Linked DNA regions of Homo sapiens: region 1 is linked to region 2. Evidence: read pairs that join two places in POLR2A ChIA-PET (ENCODE). Cell type or tissue: Panc1. All regions are shown on one strand.

What was found. ChIA-PET counts read pairs that join two places held together with the same protein. Peaks named below come from ENCODE experiments on the same cell type or tissue, not always from the same donor. Only the 100,000 strongest peaks of a DNase experiment are listed, where the experiment ranks them.
Region 1: POLR2A ChIA-PET joins it to region 2 with 5 read pairs; 2 of 35 experiments call an interaction of 5 or more read pairs at or near these places.

The regions. Positions count from the first base shown.
Region 1 is chr2:176,604,769-176,608,768 of GRCh38, reverse strand. No RefSeq gene overlaps it. Among named protein-coding and RNA genes, the nearest start is that of MIR1246, 5.7 kb to the right of the region's middle. In Panc1, no CTCF peak of the experiment used is centred here; no DNase peak of the experiment used is centred here.
Region 2 is chr2:177,266,585-177,270,584 of GRCh38, reverse strand. No RefSeq gene overlaps it. Among named protein-coding and RNA genes, the nearest start is that of NFE2L2, 3.9 kb to the right of the region's middle. In Panc1, no CTCF peak of the experiment used is centred here; no DNase peak of the experiment used is centred here; H3K4me3 peaks cover 1,358 bases; H3K27ac peaks cover 4,000 bases.

The DNA of each region.
Region 1 (4,000 bases), 660 kb after region 2:
CAGTCCATTGACCATGCATTTGAACGTTAAGGCAATGTCAAATTCCTATAAAAATTTGTGCCCAATTACTCTCAATTTCTGTACATCTCATTTCAGACTAGTAATAGTTGATGGGCCACACTTTGAGTTATGTAGATAAAGGATTCCTTTAGTTCAGCAAAGCAATTGAGGTCATCTGTTGTGGTGAACTCAAGCAAGAGATTGGTGGTTGGACTCAAAGCAGATTTTATGAGATCCTGTAGATTGAGAATAACCCAAAGGAAAGGCTCAGAAAAATTGCCATTAGGTTCTTCATTTGAACCTTTCCTGTTCAATCCTTTTACCAATGACTTAGATGGGGTTATAAACTTATCAGATTTAAAAATATAGTTTATATTTATTAAGCATTTATTTTACATAATCCATATACTCAGCTAATTGTTCAAGGATTATTTCATTTAATCTTTAGAACAAAAATTTTATTATGTACATACTGTAATGCACAGTTCACAATAGGGTTATAAATCCCCAATTTATAAGTGAGAGAAGTTAAGTAACTTCCCTGAAGTCGCACTGCTAGTTGATGGAACTGGGATTTGAGTCCAAGCCAGCAGACTCCACATCCAAAGGCAAACCACCTAGTGGACAGGCAAAACTGGCCAAGATTGGCACAACTGTAAGTGAAGGAAACAGAATATTTGAAATATTCTCTAGGCTAAATTGCTAGGCAAAAATCAATAAGGTGAAAATAAGAGGAATAACTCTCAATTTCTCTATTAGATTAACATAAGTCAATTGCACAAAAGCAGGCTGAGGAAGATCTCACGCATCAGAGTCTCTTGGGCATCACCTTGTATCTTGCCAGCCTTTCTCTTCCCCCCCCCTTGAGACAGGGCCTTGTCCTGTTGCTCAGGCTGGAGTGCAGTGGCGCCATCTCAGCTCACTGCAACCTCCACCTCCCGGGCTCAAGTGATTCTCCTGCTTCAGCCTCCCAAGTAGTTGGGATTACAGGCATTCAACACCAAGCCCAGCTAATTTTTGTATTTCTTTGTAGAGACAGGGTTTCACCATGTTGGCCAGTCTGGTCTCGAACTCCTGGCCTCAAGTGACCCACCAGCCTCAATCTCCCAGAGTGCTGGGATTATAGGCATGAGCCACCGTGCCTGGCCTAGCCTCACTTCTAATTCTAGCTGCTGCTGTGGCACATATCCTCTAAAACAGGGGTCCCAACACCTGAGCCATGGACAGGTACTGGTCCATGGCCTGTTAGGACCCGGGCCACACAGCAGGAGGTGAGCCACAGGTTAGCGAGCATTACCAGCTGAGTTCCACCTCCTGTGAGATCAGTGGCAGCATTCAATTCTCATAGGAGCTCAAACCCTACTATGAACTGTGCATGTGAGGGATGGAGGTTGCACACTCCTTATGAAAATCTAATGCCTGATGAAATGACCACCACCCTATCTGTGGAAAAATTGTCTTCCACAAAAAAGGTTTTAGTGCCAAAAAGGTTGGGAACCACTGTGCTAGAAGCTCTGCAGGACACTTCTGCTAACAGAACCTCATTTAAAGAGCTCACATTTCTGCCCTGAGATTATTATTATTCTCCTCCTCCTTCTTCTCCTTCTCCTCCTTCTCCTTCTGTTTCTCCTTCTCCTTCTCTTTCTCTTCCTCCCACCTCCTCTTCCTTCTCCTTCTTCCAGCTTTATTAAGTATAACTGATGTGCAAAAATCTGCACATATTTAATGTCTATAATTTGATGAGTTTGGATATATGTGTACACACATGGAACCATCACCATAAGCTAGGTAATAAACATATCCATCATATTTATCCATCATTAACCTCTCCGAAAGTTTCCTTGTGACTCTGTATTTTTTTGTTTGGTTTTTGTTTGTATGTTTGTTTGTTTTTGTGGTAAGCACACCTAATATGAGATCTACTCCCCTAAAATTTTTAAGGGCCCAGTACGGTATTGTTAACTATAGGTACTGTGATGTATAGCAGTTCTCCAGAACTTATTCATGTTGCATAACTGAAACTTTATACCCATTGAACAGCTCTCCATTTCTTTCTCCCCCAGTCCCGGGTGACCACACTTCTACTCTCCACTTTTATGAGCTTGTGTAGTAATAAACACCTACATTAAAAAGGAAGAAAGATCACAAATAAACAACCCAACTTTATACGTAAAGGACCTAGAAAAGGACAAACTAAGCCAAATTAGCAGAAGAAAGGAAATAGTAAATATTAGAGCAGAAATAAATGAAATAGAAAATTTTAGAAAATCACAAAACAGTTGTTTTCTTGAAAAGAACCCTATTGTGAACTGTGCATGCAAAAGATCTATGCTGCGCACTCCTTAGAAGAACCTAATGCCTGATGAAACCATCCCCCGACCACCACCCCATCCACGGAAAAATTGTCTTTTTCCCCTGAGAAGGATGGTTAAAACTGACAAAATTCAGCTCAACTAAGAAAATAAGATTCAAATAAATAGAATCAGAAATGAAAGAGGAGACATTATAACTGATGCCACAGAATATAAAAGACCATAAGAGGCTACTGTGAACAATTATATGCCAACAAATTGGATAACCTTGAAGAAACGGATAAAGCCCTGCGATTCTTAGGAACTGCACCTAGAGAAGCCTGCTCAGGTCACATGCAACAGTAGCTGGGGCAACTCCTAGACAACAGGTATGAGAGTTGATGGATAAATGTGTTTTGTTTCAGTGGTTTTCATTATGAGCAATTCTGAGTAGCATTCTATATCCTCAGATGGTCCTAACAAGATAGTCCAGTTGAGTACAAGAGGAACCAACTCTATAAGGAACTGATGGGCTTCTCCTCTGTCCCTGGTTGTCACTCCTGATCCCTAGGATCATCTTCAAAGACACCTGCTGCACACAGGTCCTGGTCATCAGACTCTACTTACTCTACTTTGGTGGGAACCCAGGTGAAGACACTGACCTAGCAGCAAATCATGTAATAAATAGATCTTATTAGATGACAAGTTCAGCCCAAGACAGGAGTGTGATATGACGGGGGGTGGGGGGGAGGGTGGGCGGGGAAGGTGGGAGAGACAGAGAGAGATAAAGGAAGAAAGGAATGAGGTAGGGAAGGGAACATAATAATACCTTGAGTGCTATCACCTAGAAGTTTGTGCATAAATTATATGTCACCTGTAATCATAACCTCCAAGAGAATAGAAGGAGACAAAGAGAGGGAAATATGTTTTTGCTAGTTGGAGAATTCAAGGTACAAGGTGAGAAAAAAAACTGAAAGGTAGCTTCTAGCAGAGACAGACTCCTTAGCCTGGCTGTAGTGACATAGGTTTCAAGAAAATTTATAACTCTTAACATTTGGGTGTGAGTGTGAGTGAAATTTTCTGAGAAGGGCTCATACCTTTCAACATATTGTCAAAAGGCCCCTCATACAATAAAACTAAAAGAGAATCAAGTCCTACACTAGGTTGTATAGTAATGTGTACAAAGAACTTTTGAACTTCACAGAAGAAACGCTCCCAAAATTACTGCAATACTTCTCCTCTAACTAGCTATCATTCTCTGCTTATTTATCTGGTATCTACACCCAAGTACAGCCCCTCTGAGATAAGAGATGTAGGCTAGGAGGAAGAAGACCTCTGTCCTGGTCTGCCCTCTGTAACCACGAGACCCTGTCCAACTCATCTAAGCCTTGGTTTTCTCACTGGTAAAATGGGCCAAGGGAGTAGGTTGGCAGAATATAAAGTAAGGATTAGGAAAATCAGATGAGAAGACATATGAAAGTGCTTTGTGAACTCTACGGCCCGTACCAGATGTAAAAGGTATTGTGTGGTTGAATGGACTCATTTTCCAGGTAGGGAGCTAGGGTAGAGCTCCCTAGCTAGTCTATGGACCCATCATCTGGGAGCTGGTTAGAAATTCAGAAACTCAGCAACCCACCACCTCACCTTCTGAATCAGAATCTGCTTTTTTATTTTTATTTTTTTATTTTTTGTTTTTTCAAGACAGAGTC
Region 2 (4,000 bases):
AGACATTGTTAATCAATCATTGAACTTTTTCTACCAAATTGGGAAGCTGTTTTTGAATACTTTTCAGCAAAGCACTGTAGGCAGCCACTACCAATGTATCAGAATTGGCAATCAAAGTGAAATTTGCTTCCCATCTCCGGGCCAGAAGACGTCTAAGGTTTTTTTTTAATTCTAATATTACTCAAAGGGCAAAATGAGAGTCCATGGAATAGAAAGTGTCAGGAGACAATTATGTTGGCAAATCTCATTTCCCTTTTTTATTTTCCAGCCTCCAAGAATGTTATAGATTATCTGTAAGGTCTGTTTATGAGGATGCTCTGCTCTTCCATTCGTTGTAGTCTGCTTTTTGTTTGTTCAAAGTGGAAATAGTTTAATTGTTTTTATCCCTTAATTCTAAAAATGCTTTCTGTAAGGATTTGAATAATACAGAAAAATACAAAGATGGAAATGAAAATTATCTGATATTCTACTCCCATTATTAATATTTGAGAACTGTCCTTGAAGACATAGCTCTAGGCATAATGTTTTTCTGTATTTTATTTTCCCCACAAAGCGATGTTACGTTTGGGCTACTTTGCCTGTTACTGAGAGGCTGCAGTTCTTAATCTCTATTCATAAAATTTTGTCTTTGGTAATTCCTGTTCTGCTGAGTTAAACGTTGCAAATATAGCAGTAAATTGGAAGAGAAAGGATCTTTAGAACCTTACAACAACTACACTTAAAGATGTGGTAAAATTCTCCAGGCTCCACTCAAATAAATACAAAATGGAAAGATTTACAAAGCTTGTGGTTATAATTCAATTTGAAAATAAAACAGATCCAGTGGCATGGGAGAAAAGCAACGTTCTTTCCTTACTCCCACACCCTACTCCCACCTTTTTTCTTCTTCTTATAAAAGTAATGTATGCTGGCCAGTCACAATGGCTCATGCCTGTAATCCCAGCACTTGGGGAGGCTGAGGCAGGAGGACTGCTTGAGGCCAGGAGTTTGAGACCAGCCTGGGCAACATAGTGAGACTACCCCCTCTACAAAAAATTTTAAAATTAGCAGGGCATGGTGGTGCATGCTTGTCATCCCAGCTACTCAGGAGGCTGAAGTGGGAAGATTACTTGATCCCAGGAGGTCTAGGCTGCAATAAGCCATGATAGCACCACTGCATTCCAGCCTGGGTAACAGAGCGAGACCCTGTCTCAAAAAAAAAAAAGTATGTTTATTTATTTAGAACAATGTAAACATGGAAAAATGAGAAAAAAAAGTCATCAGTCTCCATCTAGTCAAAATAATTACGGTTAACATTTTGGAGTATATGCATTCTGTCTTTTTTTTCTGTGCATATATATTTATATAGGTATCAACACATAAAATTCAAAGGACTCTTTTAAACATTTTTCTCTTTACTCACTGCATTGCTGTTGCTGCAGGATACTTTTTCTTTATGAGCAGGAAACTACACAAGTTAAAACTGGCTTTGGAGATGTACAGCTCATTGTACCAGTAGTTTGCACAGTGAGGTGTACACCCCAGGGAACCAAGGATGCGGGTGTGTTTTGAAATTAATACACCAAATATTTTGAACACTGCTTTACTGGAGTTTGTTATTTTATTTACTTATTTATTTTTCGAGATGGAGTTTCGCTCTTGTTGCCCAGGCTGGAGTACAATGGCGCGATCTCGGCTCACTGCAACCTCCGCCTCCCGGATTCAAGCAATTCTCCTGCCTCAGCCTCCTGAGTAGCTAGCATTACAGGCATGCACCACCATGCCAAGCTAATTTTGTATTTTTAGTAGAGACAGGGTTTCTCCATGTTGGTCAGGCTGATCTCAAACTCCCGACCTCAGGTGATCCGCCCACCTTGGCCTCCCTGGGATTATAGGTGTGAGCCACCGCGCCTGGCCTATACTGGAGTTTAGTTTATCCACTGGGCAGGTTGCTCAAGTTCAAACTCCCTAAGCAGATATTCAGCGAGTATCTTACATAACTGGCACAAATGAGGTCATATCACGGTCAGAACCTCTGTATGCATTTATCCCTCCATCTACTTCATTGATAAAATGTCTGTGTTCGTGAAGTGTATTTTGATAAGGAGACTATCTCTCCATCGTCTAATAAAATGAAACTTATGCATGGTGTGATGAGGTTTTTTACTTTGTATGTAGCAACAAAGATATGTTATGGGAAAGACAGCTTCCTCATTCCCAGGGAAGTCATTTTCTTCTGAGAGTCTGAGTTTTATTAAATCACCAAGTATCATCTCCCTGTTTGTGCTCCCAATGTTGGTTAACAAACAAAGAGCAGCCAGGGGAAACCCTGCCTTTGATAGTCACCATACATACAGTATGCTGTTTTGGTTATCAATTGCTATGAAACAAACCACCCCCAAATTTAATAGCTGAAAGTGATTTATTATAATTTCTCACAGTTCTTGGTGTTGACTTAGCTTAGCCAGGGAGTCTTCTGCCGGTCTTGCTTACAGTCTCTTGTATGTGACTGCAGTCATATAGCAGCTGGAGCTGGAGTTCTTTGGGGGCTTGAATAGGTGGGCTCGAAGGTCCAAGATGGTTTCTTCATTCACATGTCTGGTGTGTTGGTTCACATAGTCTCTCTCTCTCCATTTAGAGTTTCATCTTCCATGACTTTTCCCATGGCCTCTCTTTCCATCAAGGTAGTCAGACCTCTTAGGATGATGGCTGACTTCCAAGAGTATAAAATTAAAAGCTGTCAGGGCTTTTTCAAGCTTAGGTTAAAACCTGGCATAATGTCACTTCTGGCCTCTTTCCATACCTTAAAGCAAGTTGCAGGGCCAGCCATGCTTGTTTCAATATGAGGGGACTAGACAAATGCCTCAATATCAGGAGAGGTGGTTTACTGGGTGCCATCTTTGGAAGCTTTCTATACTTTACACTGGACAAAGTAGAATTTCAACTACAATTCTAAAAGATTATGAATATTTTCTGGCTCAAACATGGAGAACAATTGAGAGGAAGTGACAGAGAGAGGAAGAAGCCTCAAAGTGATGGAGGATTTTGAAACAATCGGTACTTTCTTGCACCTTGCAACTTGGCAGATTGGAGCACAAAGGAGGTGGAACTAAGGGGTCAATGCATCACCATTATCCAGACTTCTTATACCCAGAAGACTTACTTGATGATACTTTTTTTTTAGACAGAGTCTCACTCTGTCGCCAGGCTGGAGTGCAGTGGCGTGATCTCGGCTCACTGCAACCTCCGCCTCCTGGGTTCAAGCAATTCTCCTGCCTCAGCCTCCCTGAGTAGCTGGGACTACAGGCGCATGCCACCACAACCAGCTAATTTTTGTATTTTTTAGTAGAGACAGGGTTTCACCACGTTGGCCAGGATGGTTTTGATCTCTTGACCTCGTGATCCGCCAGCCTCGGCCTCCCAAAGTGCTGGGATTATAGGCGTTAGCCAGAGCACCTGGCCAATGATGCTTATTTTTTATGAGCAATCTGGAGCAAGGTATCACAATTGACACATCTCAAGCATGTAGGGAAGGCCGTCTTCCCAAAGACAGCAAATGATTCAGGAATCAATGAAAAGGTACAAGAGTCAATAGAACATAAAACCAATTGGAGGGTATTTTTCCCAAATAGTAGCGAGGAGAGCCTGGCAGCAAAAAAGGATCCCATGGCAGCAAGACAGGAGAGAAAAACCAGCACCTCCTCTTTCTTGTTCTTTCTTGCTCCTCCAGAGCTTCTCAACATGCATTATCTGTGCCCTCCTAACACAATAGGCAGGTTTGGAGGGCAAAGCAAGGGCTCAGGCTCTCATATGAAGACAATCACATTCCAGAGTCTGCCAAGATTGGGCACCTCCTTGACGTGGGTGGTCTTGAGAATGGGGTTCCCTTTATTTGGCTAAACCAAATGCCAAACAGCTTTTCCTTAGTGTTTGTTTTTCTTAAACAAGTTCAAACTCTTATCATATTGCTCCCCTCCCTTTGAAAATATGTACTCTGCAGATGCCTGAAATAACACACTCT